Linked DNA regions of Homo sapiens: region 1 is linked to region 2. A link is a contact called in ENCODE Hi-C or POLR2A ChIA-PET data. All regions are on one chromosome and are shown on one strand. Each heading gives the region's core, a stretch centred on a gene start or an enhancer-like site at or near the end of the contact. The rest is flanking DNA. Distances are from core to core; before and after follow the strand shown.

Region 1 (6,589 bases), core at 3,627-6,126, 3.9 Mb before region 2:
GGTGGCTAGAAGCACGAAAGGGAAAGGCCATATCTAACACTCACAATCACTCTTTTCCATTACATCATAATACCTCTTTTTTTTTTTTTTTTTTTTTTTTTTGATGGAGTTTTGCTCTGTTGCCCAGGCTGGAGTGCAATGGCGCGATCTCGGCTCACTGCAACCTCCGCCTCCTGGGTTCAAGCTATTCTCCTGCCTCAGCCTCCTGAGTAGCTGGGATTACAGACATGCACCACCACACCTGGCTAATTTTGTATTTTTAATAGAGACAGGGTTTCACCGTGTTGGTCAGGCTGGTCTCTAACTCCTGACCTCAGATGATCTGACCGCCTTGGCCTCCCAAAGTACTGGGATTACGAGCGTGAGCCATCATGCCCAGCCCATAATACCTCATTTATAATCCACTAAATGGATGTCTCTACTCTGGTTTTTCATTCATACCTATATGGAAAAGAAAAGTATAGTGAAAAAAGCATGGCTACATAATCAGAAAAACCTGGGATCTGAATTTTCTGACAAATTTACACTACTTTGTTTAGCATTAAGCCTGGTCGTAATAAAACAGCTAAGTGTTCTGGAAGAAATTATGATAAATCAGTACTACTAACAAGACTGGACATGTGAGTTTGCACCTGCTTATTAGGCTTTATGCTCCTGTCCTAGGATTTCTTTTTCTTTTCTTTTTTCTTTTTTTTTTTTTTTGAGATGGAGTCTTGCTCTGTCACCCAGGCTGGAGTGCAGTGGCACAATCTCGGCTCACTGCAAACTCTGCCTCCCGGGTTCACACCATTCTCCTGCCTCAGCCTCCCGATTAGCTGGGACTACAGGCACCTGCCACCACGCCCGGCTAATTTTTTTGTATTTTTAGTAGAGACGGTGTTTCACTGCGTTAGCCAGGATCTCGATCTCCTGAGGTCAGGTCTCGATCTCCTGACCTCGTGATCCACCCGCCTCGGCCTCCCAAAGTGCTGGGATTACAGGCATGAACCACCGCGCCCGGGCTTTCTTTTCTTTTTTTTTTTTTTTGAGACGGAGTTTCGCTCCTGTTGCCCAGGCTGGAGTGCAATGGCGTGATCTCGGGTCACCGCAACCTCCGCCTCCCAGGTTCCAGCGATTCTCCTGCCTCAGCCTACTGAGTAGCTGGGATTACAGGCATGTGCCACTGCGCCCAGCTAATTTTTGTATTTTTAGTAGAGATGGGGTTTCTCCATGTTGGTCAGGCTGGTCTCAAACTCCCGACCTCAGATGATGCACCTGCCTCGGCCTCCCAGAGTGTTGGGGTCACAGGCGTGAGCCACTGGGCCCGGCCTGTCCTAGGATGTCTTAACAGATTATATGAATACCTCTCAGCAAAACTAACTGAAAAGTGAAGATGGAAGAATGACAGTTTTAATATTAATTGATGACTTGTTAGAAAACAGCCACACCAAACAATCTTTAGGGCTTGCTTTATCCTACAATGGTAACTAGTAAATTAAGGAGGTAATACATAATCAAGGATCCAGTTTAAAAGCATAAATATTTGGCAGGTGCAGTGACTCACGCCTGCAATCTCGGCACTTTGGGAGGCCAAGGCAGGCGGATCACGAGGTCAGGAGTTTGAGACTAGCCTGACCAACATATTGAAACCCTGTCTCTACTAAAAATACAAAAAATTAGCCGGGTGTGGTGGCAGGTGCCTGTAATCCCAGCTACTTGGGATGCTGAGGCAGGAGAATCACTTGAACTCAGGAGGTGGAGGTTGCAGTGAGCCGAGATCGTACCACTGCACTCCAGCCCGCTGGGAGACAGTGCAAGACTTCGTTTCAAAAAAAAAAAAAAAAAGTATAAAATATTTTTCATGTGCTCTAACAAAGCCCTCATATTTCATCTATTTACAACATTTTCTACTGCTCTACTAAATAATTTTGATAAACTTGTTTCTCAAAAATGCCTTAACACCACTACCATTGTCTAAACTGAAAGCATGTAGTTTTTCTTAATACTGAAAACTTTATCTTATTACTGAAAGCATTGTCTAAACTGAAAGCATGACTTCTCAATTACCATACTTTTGAAATTGTACACAAATATTCCACTAGTTAGGCTGAAGGGAAAAAATATGCTAGTCACACTTTTTTCCAGCCCCCCAAAATTCTCTTTGCTTTTATGTTTTACAAATGTTGAATGAAATAAAGGAAATAGACAATGAAAAGAACCCAAAGAAGTAATTCATCTCATATTTCAGGATTCCTAATTATAGTATCTTGGTCTTGCTAAGCATGTAACTAAAGAGCTCAAGTTCATTCTCAGAAACTGTGAACTCAAAGCTACAACTAAAAGATTTATTTCTAAAAGTTATTACACTTTCAACTTCCTGTTTTATTTAGACAGCTCATCATGACCATTTCAGGTAACAAAACCCAACTTCCTCTTTATAAAGTGATTAAAAAAACTTCAGCAGTTATGAGAATAGATGATATTACTAGCTTTTACATAAATATTTACAAGGAAACTAAGAGTCCATTATCACCAAATTTTCTAAAGGTTCACTGCCTTTAGAAAATGTAACAAAGATAAAAAACAATATTAAAATATACTTGGCAACAAAAAAAGTATGCTAGAAGAGGAAACTGGTCACAGATCTGCTATTAAAAAAAACAATACTGGCTGGGCTCGGTGGCTCACGCCTGTAATCCCAGCACTTTGGGAGGCCAAGGCGGGCAGATCATGAGGTCAGGAGTTCGAGACCAGCCTGGCCAACATAGTGAAACCCCGTCTCTACTAAAAATACAAAAAATTAGCCAGGCTTGGTGGCGGGCGCCTGTAATCCTAGCTACTCGAGAGGCTGAGGCAGGAGAATCGCTTGAACCAGAGAGGCAGAGGTTGCAGCGAGCGGAGATCGCACCACTGCACACCACCCCGGGTGACAGAGCGAGACTCCATCTCAAAAAAAAAAAAAAAAAACCATAACCCAAGACATTAATGTTATTAATTAAAACACTGCCAGTATCTAAAGGCATCTTAATTGGCATTTTAAAATATATATTTTCCCAAGTTTAATTAAAGGCATTCTAACCTGGTATCAAAGACAAAAATCCAACAACACTGGTCAATGTGTATCAGGTAGGCACAATAAACTTAAAAGTTTATTATTTAAATTATTTGTGAAATTTTGGCCGGCCGCGGTGGCTTACGCCTGTAATCCCAGCACTTTAAGTGGCGAAGACGGATGGATCGTTTGAGCCCAAGAGTTTGAGACCGGCCTGGGCAACAAGACGAAACCCACTCTCTACAAGAAATACAAAAATTAGCTGGACTTGGTGGCGGGTGCCTGTAATCCCAGCTACTCGGGAAGCTGAGGCAGGAGAATAATTTGAACCAGGGAGGCGGAAGTTGCAGTGAGCCGAGCGAGACTCCGTCTCAAAAAAAAAAAAAAATTGTTTAGTTGTATTGTAACAGGATTTTTGCTTAATTTTATTTGAATAGTAACTATTTGCCTTAGAACAATTTATTATAGATCGATTTCCAGCATAGGCTTATACATAAATGTTTTTGTCCTAAATCTTAAACATGTATGAAGATCAGTTTCCAAATAAGAGAAAATCTAACGCTGTTGTCAATGGCTTGTTAAACATTTCAAAATGGCATGCCATATCTACATATATCAAGTTATTCCGTACAGAGGACTTATGGATCATAACAGTCCCCTTCCCATCCCAACTTCTTATTGAAAAAAACACCCAGGTAGATTTACAGAGCACTCAAGGGGACACATTTTCTAATAGCCACAGTGGGAGACAAATGTCATAATTCTTGTCCAATAAGTTGCCTTGTGAGGTCATTCTAAGTTCTACGTGCCCTAAAACCATGTACTTACTGAAAAGCCTGACAAACTGTTATGAAACTGTGCAACTGTCAGAAGAAAAGTTATTCCACCTTAGAATGTGCTCTTGTATTTAAGACCCTTTTCAAGAAATGAGCATACAAAATGCACACTGACAAATTCAACTGATCAAAGACTCCACAGTGGAGCATCAAAGAAGGCAGGATGCTTTGTTCAGTCTTGAACGTGTTAACATAAGGTTTATTATGTGTTACAGAAAACCTTTCTGGAGGTTAAGAAAATCCATCAGCTATTCTAGATTTGTTAACAAGAAACAAAATTTTCAAAAATTATCGTTAAAAGGGATGTGTCTATAGGGAAAGACTGGTGTTCAAATTCTGAAGCAAATGCCCTGAGGCTCACAGATTTATTATAGCGAATCAGACAGGCGACAGTACAGGAGAAAAGTAGTGCATGTGTAGGGAGATGGACAACATTTGGGACCTCTCCTTGTCGAAGAGTCGTGACAGCAAAATCACTTCCTGAGGAAGGAGGAGCAAAAGGGAAGTTAAGAGGCCATCCTGACCAGGAAGTGACTCGCCCTAAACTAACCCCAATTATATCTACAAATGGGGGGATGGGGTGAGCCCCAACTGCTAAAGGCGGTAAAATAACTGCTTTTTGATATGTCGCAACATAACCACCACCCTCTCGCAAAATTACAGAAAAAAGTCCACAGTCACGATCCAATAAAGGAAACGTCTGTTCCCTTGCAGGGAGGCCCCTGGGCTGTGCCTCAGGCCTGAGAGAAAAGGAGAGTCGAGGAACGAGGAACTGGGGCCACCGTGAGGCAGAGGAAAGCCCCCTAAGAGGGAAGCGTCCCGACTGCGGAGAGCGTATGTCAGCATGGACCAAGAAGCTTCTTTTTCCTGGGGACACTGCTAGGCTCCCAACGCAGCCGGGCCGGGCCCCAGTTCCCTGTCGGGGGAGGAGGTAAGAGAGAGAGGCGGACCCCTTACCTTCTCCTCATCCGACACACGATCATCGAAGTCGGCCATCTTGGGCTGTTCTGGCCCAGCCCGGCTACGGGCGCGAGGCAGGCCGGGAAGAAAGCCGAGTGATGGAATCACCGCGGCGGCCGTCGGAAGGACCCGCCCGGAAACGCCGACCAAGAGGGCCCCATGTCAGTTATGCGCGGGAGTGACGTCTCCTAACGCCAGCGCCCGCGCCCGCGCCCCAGGAAGTAGGGTTTGCCTTAGGTGATTTGAAGTCTAATATCTTTCCCAATGAGTTACACTCATTTCCCATCCATCTAATGGGCGCTGGCAGCGTGTTTCGATTATTCTTGGCTTCTGGCCTCCATCCGACCAAATAGCTGTTGCTACTCCTACAAGTTTTTCTGGTGCCCGTTATCTCCACGACAGCCGAATCCAAAGCTTTAAGAGCTGCTCGGCAGCTGGAACGATCGGTGGCTTTTCCAACCCCGGGGGGGGGGCGGTGTGAAAGGTGACCCTCATTTCGTTTGGAAGCGGTAACACTTCGGGGTCACATCTCAGTCCAGTTCCTCCAGAATAGGCGCTGCTGTCCGCCCCTTCCCTGCCCCACGAAAGAACAGGTAGCCCCAATCTTGAGACACGCTCCTCCACCTTCGAAATCTTCTCGGTCCCGGTTCCCCAGGACTCAGCCTTCACAGAGGCCAACTTCAGGTCCGCCACTATCCCAGGATTCCCGACTCCCGGTTTCCTGTCCTTCTCCCCTCCCAGCTCCTGGCGCCTGCGATAGCGGCAAGATGGCGGACCGTGGCGGCGTGGGTGAAGCCGCAGCTGTTGGAGCGTCTCCTGCATCTGTCCCTGGCCTAAACCCGACGCTAGGCTGGAGGGAGCGACTGCGGGCCGGGCTGGCGGGGACTGGGGCCTCGTTGTGGTTCGTGGCGGGGCTGGGGCTGCTTTACGCCCTGAGGATCCCTTTGAGGCTGTGTGAGAATTTGGCAGCGGGTGAGAGGACCAGACCTCCTGGGGCAGGGCGGGGGGCCAGGAGAGATGTCGGGGGCAAGAGCCAAAGGGCAAGAGATTCTCGGTAGTCCTAGAGGGCCTCTGAGGAGTCGATGATGAGCGATCAAGTGAGTTCTTTTTCTTTTGGGCTGCAACCTTGCAGTTGATTGACAAGCCTGCTGCCGTTACCGGCTCCTCCGTAGAACTCTTAAGGTCCGCCCTCTCTCTTATGTCCTCGTTTTTCCATGGAAAAGCCACCTGACAAGCTATAAGCTTCAGGTATTAGGACAGAAGAGTGTCTCAGATTAGGATACGTAATTTATATTGGCTCCCCCACCTCTGGTAGGATCCCTTAAAAGTCACTACTTTGAGTCTCCCGCTGCCCAGCTGAAAGAACTCATATCCAGGCAACAAAGATGAGCACATCTGTAATTTAAAGATTTCAGAGAAAGAAAATGGCATGATTTTAATTGAGGATTCTCTTGTTTTAAAATAGTTCTGTTAAGAAATCGTTTTCGTGATAGTTTTGTCTGTTCTTTTAGGCTTATCTTGAGTAATAAAATAGTACAGGAAGTGAGAGCGCCACAAACAACAGTGGGTTTGCTAGTTCTTTCGACGTCTGTAGAACACTTGCTACGTATTCTGTGCTGACAATACGAACACATGTAAGAAGTGATGATCCTGATGGATTCTCATATACTGTACTATTCTTTAGCTGTAGACAGGATGAAGTGTTTAGGGCCCAGGTCCCCTTACCATGTGATTATATTTCACTCAAGATCTGAGCAGCAAC
Region 2 (6,682 bases), core at 3,387-5,886:
TAGGGAGACTCGAATTACAATTTAAAAAATTTCTTTTTTAAAGGTGTGTGTGGTGTACTAGGAGTCAGAAAACTGGAATTAAAATTTTGTCACCTTGAACAAGTCATCCAAACACTTAGCCTATTTATGTAACACCCAACTCTTCAATTCTGCACTTCTATGCAAGTGGGAATACTGATATTTGGAAGAAGCTAGAGGGTGAAGAACTGAAATGTTCCAGAAGAAAAAAAAGCTACAATTAGTATTCTATGTGCATATCTTTTATTATCTGTTCGATCTTGAGCATGCCCCATCTTGAAAAGTCACTATTAACTATACAATTCAGGATCAATACAATACACAGAACATAATTAAGAAGAGAAAATTTTCCAATAGTTACCAAACACATTTAAACAATTTTAAAACAAGAAAATAAAACTTCAGAAATTTACCCTAAAATACATAAAAGCCATCAGGTCTCAGTAAAAGGACATTAATTCCAAAAGTATCTCACTGAAATAAATTTAACTACAGGAAGTTCTTGAAGACATTAAACCACCAATAAATAAAAGATAATAAAAATATGAGAGTAATCAGAAGAAAACAAATTATTACCCTTGTTGACATACCTCTTCATCATCAAGGAAGGATTCAAACCAGTCCCACAGATCTGTAGGGGGCTGTGTATATCTAGAATTACAAAAGACTATTATTAAACACATGTGAATTAAAATGAGATATTTACTGGAAATGTACATAAATGTACGCTCACCTTATATACATAAATCCAAGCGCTCTAATATATGGAGAGTCTGTGTGTGTTATAAGACCCATCACTTGCTTTCGAGTTAACTTCAGGGTAAATAATTTGTATAACAGGCAAAATGCTGTAGAAACAATTCCTCCTGTTCCAACACCTCGAACCTTTAGGGGAAACGAGTTAAGAAAAAGTAGTAAAATAATTAACGGACTCTTAACACCAATTGATTAATCCTGTTAGGTATCAATAACAATCCATAATCCAGAACTAAGGAGCATTAAAAAGTAACACTTTTCTAACCCTATTTCACTGAACACTTGAATTTGGATTAAAAAAATTGTCACTCAAGTGTATAATTGACAGGCCTCTAGTTCTCTAAATATAAACTTAGTTATTAGACACAGAAAAACTGAAAAATGCACGTACTTCTACTTACCCCTCCGCACATCCCTGTCTGGCCCGCTGTTTTCCTGCTTCCTTTCTCCCATGGTTCAACGTGCGTGACCTGAAAATAGAAAAGAGGAACACAACAAACATTCATACTTTGAATTTGTTTAAAAGCCTGATAAAAGTAAACCCAAGTCCATAATAGAGCAGCTCTTCCAAAATTATTTTGGCATTAAGTATATGTTTACTGATATTAAGTGTGTAAATCATTTTTGGAAAAACTGCTTAGACATTTAGACAGCACCCATAAAGCTACTAGGGTTTAACAAAACCTTAATAGCTTTGCAGAGGAGAAATCCCACTCAACTAGCTTTATAAAGAGCTGATATCTACATCTGGGAGTCAGAAAATTTCTATAGTCTCACTTGGTTGCAAAAACTATTTGGTAATATTTTAACTTTGATAATATTTGACAATTTAACTTATGGGTTGCTTAACATTTTCCTTTAAAAATGGATTTAAGTCTCCAATTTAAAGCAAAAAGTATTAACGTTAAGCATTAATTTAAAAACTTCAAAACACCTTCAATAGTTCAATTTTATTGTAATTTAAAATCTACATTATAAAATTAAGGAAAATTACTTGAAGAAAATTTTCTAAAACAGTAACGAGTTACTTGTGATGCAAAATTATGGAACTTTTTATTTGTACATTTTTTCCACCAGGGTCAGGTTTATTCCTGATTAAAGATAAAATTACAAAGGCCACACTTACAGAGATCATTGTTGTAATTAAGCTTCAGCCTAATTATGTGTGAACCAATCCAATTATTCCCCAGAATATAAATTGTGTCAAAAACTGAGTGTGAATAGTCACTGGCATATACTAAGTATCATCAAAGATGATACAGTATCATATTTGCTAAGAGGAACATCTTACAAAAACTAGTCCTTATCTAAAAATAGCAACAACAACAGCAACAACAACAAAAGAATATTAACTCTAAAATAGAATCCAAAAAGGTCTTTTGGGAAGACCCATCTTTGTTTTTTTTTAAAAACATAAAAAAAAATCCTGTTTTTTCACTGCATATTTCTAAAATTCTATTTCCACCCACATGGTAAATTTTGTAGTCCTGAACAATGGCTTTAGATAGAAAAGCGTGCATGTAAGTTTAAGCACTACACTATTTTGCAGTGCTTTAACGTTTCCTTTCTTCCCCACAGATTGCCATGTAAAAGATGTTTCAATTCCTTAAAAGCTAGCCAAAGGCAGGGCTGGATGCATACAAAATAAAATTACAAAGTTGGAAACTTATAAATTTCAGTGAGTATTTGATCTGAAAGTCTTAAGTCTTCTTAATATTAGTAAAAAAACTGGGTCTTTAGTTTTTTAACGGAATTTAAAAACAATTCCTGGTAGAATCTTGTTTCAAAACACATTTGAAACTTAAAAACGAGACTTTCCTCTATTACATTAACATTTTGCCTATGTTAGAAAACAGAACCTGCCGCAGAAAGAGCAGGAACCCAATTTTCAACTGTTTAAAGTTTACTGCATAAATAAAGCTAAGGATTAAATGTTATTCACCATACTGTATCCATGCTAAAAAGGTCTTACCTTTTAAAAGCTAAAAAAACTAATTCATAGAATTACAATCAGACCTACTCTCGTAAGAGGATTCCAAATTTATTTGTGTACTTTATCAACCCAAAGTTGAACTGTATTCAAGAGATGTTTTCTATAAAAAGCAACTAATCTCTCAAAATCCTTCAATAACCTAATTACTCAACTGGGGGAAAAGGTGGGCAAGACAAAAGAGAATGTCCTTTTGTTACCATCTCTACACATACGTTCAAATGATAGAAAACACTTTGTGCGGTCTGTCAAGTTTTTAAGAGTGAATATAGACAAAAATGGATTGTGTATTAGATGCTCCGGATAAAATTTTTAAAGACCACTAAGGCTATTATTAATATTCTTTAAAATAGAAATTAACTTTCGGAGGCCTGGAAGGTATTTTTTATACTACATAATTTGCAGGGAAGTGGAAAAAGCCTACCTAATTGGTGAAGGACCAAAAGCAATGGCCAAAAAAACCCACAAAAATCTAATTAGTCGTTCATTTAACCAGGGAAATGCATTTATGGCGATTGAGCATGATTAATAGTGCATACCTCTACCTGCGACCCTGGGCTGCTCCGAGCCTCGCTGCAAGACTGAGTCAATCCTGCTAACGAAACAAGAACTGAGACAAGAGTGCAGTGAGGAGGCGCCAGGTGAGCTCCCCAGCACAGCCAAGCCAGCACCGACCCTGCCGCAGAAGCCCAGGGCCCAGATAATTCTAAATTAGCCCAATGCACAGGTGGCTGAGACCTCTTACTCCTGACTTCCTGCTGGGAAAATTTCCAGGCCTTCTGTACACCTCTTGAAATGGCACCTCTCCACCCTCATCCCCCCACCCCACCCGACACACACGCACTGACCATTTCCCTGCCTGGATCGGATAGTGAGTACCAACAACACGAGGCCAATACTGAAGTCATTACACGCCCTGGCCAGGGGTGAGCGGGAGAAGCACCAACAAGTTGGCGCTCAGCAGATCCACGTCAAAAGGAATAATTTTAAAGCTGTAAACTGGAAAGGCTTCTGTTACTCTTTCCTCCTCTCCCCCATCCCTCTTGCCCAACTCCCCCCAGGGGTGGGCAGGAGGTTGGGGGAGGAGAGAGATCAATAGTGGCGGGCTCTCCCGGCCCTAAAAATCTAAAATGGAAACGAGAGGGCGGCCCCAGTCCGACCCCTCCCAGACACACTACAGGCCGCAGCCACCCCTCCGCCGAACCACCTTCCCCCACCCACAAATCTTCAGATTTCGGGGGCCGCCTTCGCCCGTTTCCTCCATACCCCCTCTTCCGAACTTACCCCCAAAGCCAAGGCCTACACACTTCGTACCTTAAAGTAGATCTCGTCCACCACCTCGTGGTAGGTCTTGAGCTCGTAGAGCTGTACTTTGAAGTAAGGCGACGACAGGATGTTGGTCAGGATCATGGGGTTGAGGTTCATGGTCTTCTCGTTGCCCCAGAGCGGGAGCACATTGCCCTGCTTGCCGGAGACCGCCGGCTTGGTAGCGCCGCCGCCGCCGCACTGCTGCTGTTGCTGAGCCGCAGCTGCAGCCGCCTGGTGCTGCGGCTGCGAGTTGCCTGTCAGCGCGGGGCTGTTGTTAGCCATGTTGCGGCGGAAGGAAGGAGGGAGGGAAGGAGGGGGGGGAGGGGGCCAAGCTCGATCTCGCTCTTCGGGACAACGGTCTGGGACCCTACTCCATCGAACGTCGTCGGGAGAAGGGGCCGCCTCGCTGTGCCCCAGCTGGGCAAGAGAGGGCACCCGACGCCGACAAAATGACCCCGGGCCAAGAGCAGACAGCGAAACCCAGACCGCGAGAACTCCACGCAGAAGGCGAGCCGGCAGCCAGGGAGCTCGATCTCTTCCGCCAACTGCCCCTGGGAACAAGATGGCGGGCCCGGCGGATATGACGCCACGCACCCCAGCGTTCCAAGCTGAGCTGGCGGCCAATCAGAGACGCTCAGTTGGGCTGGAGCGTCCTCTTCCTAGGTCCCCGCGTTCTCTGCACGCTGAAGTCGCTGCAGTGACCTCCGTACCTGACTCTTAGGGGATTTCTCCTGAGAATTTGGGGGCCGGGGGAGAGGGTTGTAGGCCTAATCCGTTGTTGTTGTATTTTGACTGGGGGCTTGATTTCTTTTGTCGGGAGCTGAGCCAGGAAGGGTTCGCATGGCTGCGGTGTGCTTGCTAATATCGTCACTCTGACTTCTGCAGAGTATCCGAGAGGGGTCTCCTGGGATCTCAGTTTTAAGGTTCTCTGGAAGGTACAATGGTCAGGGACCCCACTCCTCCAGGAGATTCTGATCAAAGGTCACGTACTTCGCCAGCCTCTAGTGTCCAGCCAGAAGTCTTAAATTTATTCATCCGTAAGATTGAGATAACATCTGGCTGGGCTGTTGTGAGCATTGAAAGAGCTAATGTACTTGTAGTGCCTAGTAGACTGTTCCAGGCATCTGGTAGGCGCCTTTTCTTTTTCTCCCTGCTCCAGATCTTTGGATTCTAGGAATGTATCCGGAGTGATAAACATTGGGCGAGATACTGTATATTGGGAGTGGGTGTGTGAATGTGTGGGGAGTTTGAATGTGGCAATCTTGACTTCAGTGGCGCATACACAGGAGGAGAAAAGGATAAGATGGAAACTTTGGGGAAAATCCACATCTGGATGAAAATAAACCAGAAGAGGAGAGAGAGAGAGCGAAGACCAGCAGAAAAGTATTTAAACCAAGAGACAGTTGTTTGACAGAATACAAGGAAATAGAAAAGATAAGTGAATGGAGTGATTGATTAGTGTTTGGAGCTGTACGGTACGAAAGTGGATATCCTGTCTGGTTCCTTTGTTTTAGGTTGCAAGAGAACTAGAACCCTGAGAGGAGAAGCAGTTTTCACCTTCTTACTAGCAAATCTTGTTTTTCTCTATAGTGGTTTTTATTAACTTCCAAAGGAAAACTGAAGATCCTAACCCCTGTGTCATGAGTTATCACGTTAAAAGTCCATAGAAAAAATTTTTTTTAACCCAGTTCTTTTTGTGTATATATTTTTTGCCTTGATAATACTAGTTTATTGAGTTTGCCGAGTGACACATTGCCAAATCTTATGCCCTATTTTTAATTCCTCAGATACATGATCTTTCTGTATAGTCTTAGACAGTCTTTACCCCTAGTCTGTTTGGATGAAGAGCTTGGTAGAGAGGTTGAGTTTGATATCTAAGTGTCAGCGGCATCAAACTCGGAGCCAGGTATTATGATAAAGTGCTTTAACATATTCAGTGAATCCCTACAACAGGCTGAAGATGTTATTTTTATCCCCATTTTTTAGAAAACTTTATTCAGTTATAATTGAAGACCTCTACGCTGCACATATATAAAGCCGTAAGTTTGGTTTGATCAGTTTTGACATATATGTATACCCATTAAACCACTACTACAATAAACATAATCTTCTGTCAATCCCAAAAGTTTTCTTGTGCCCTTTGTAATCCATCTCTCTTTCCAACCTCATACCGAAGCAACCACTTTCTGTCAGTAGAGACTAGTTTGCATTTTCTTGAATCTTAAATAAATGAAATCATTATCCCCACACAGTGTTCTCTTTTTTTTTGCCTCCTTATTGCATGTATCAGCAGGTTGTGTTTTGTTTTAATTACTGATTAGTATTCAGTTGTATGGATTTATCACTATTTTGTTTATCTAATCATTGATGGGAACAGCATTTTTATTTGTAATAGCCCCAAATTAGAAACAACACAAATTGTTGTTGAAAATGCTGTGAACATTTGTGACTAGACTGTCTGGATTTTTTTTTTTTTTTTTTGAGACAGAGTCCCACTCTCTGGCCCAGGCTGGAGAGCCCTCTTTCAGCAGGAAGTAGCCAGATAGACTTGACATCCCTCTTCACTATGCTATTTTCTCTTTCTTGAGACCATGATATGCAACAGGCTGA

The links. Hi-C counts contacts between places; a loop is a spot of excess contacts on that map. ChIA-PET counts read pairs that join two places held with the same protein, here RNA polymerase II (POLR2A). Pooled maps may share reads with other maps.
Region 1: a map of naive thymus-derived CD4-positive, alpha-beta T cell shows a loop between it and region 2 (9-fold over the local background). The contact joins the promoter of CAPZA1 here to the promoter of PRPF38B in region 2. A Hi-C loop is called at or near these places in 1 of 168 maps with a recorded cell type or tissue (naive thymus-derived CD4-positive, alpha-beta T cell) and 9 of 50 pooled maps. POLR2A ChIA-PET finds 5 or more read pairs at or near these places in 1 of 52 experiments (CD4-positive, alpha-beta T cell).

What each region holds. Positions count from the first base shown.
Region 1 is chr1:112,618,119-112,624,707 of GRCh38, reverse strand. It overlaps CAPZA1 (capping actin protein of muscle Z-line subunit alpha 1), which reads right to left and starts at 4,876. Exons shown (of 10, transcript NM_006135.3): 1 at 4,825-4,876. The coding sequence starts at 4,863. ST7L (suppression of tumorigenicity 7 like) reads left to right here and starts at 5,567. Exons shown (of 15, transcript NM_017744.5): 1 at 5,567-5,799. The coding sequence starts at 5,595. RefSeq lists enhancers at 4,594-5,043, 4,196-5,395, 5,504-5,603.
Region 2 is chr1:108,690,264-108,696,945 of GRCh38, reverse strand. PRPF38B (pre-mRNA processing factor 38B) reads right to left here and starts at 4,636. Exons shown (of 6, transcript NM_018061.4): 1 at 4,079-4,636; 2 at 1,176-1,244; 3 at 752-903; 4 at 609-669. The coding sequence starts at 4,354. RefSeq lists enhancers at 3,174-3,734, 4,385-4,714, 4,297-4,857, 4,795-4,984.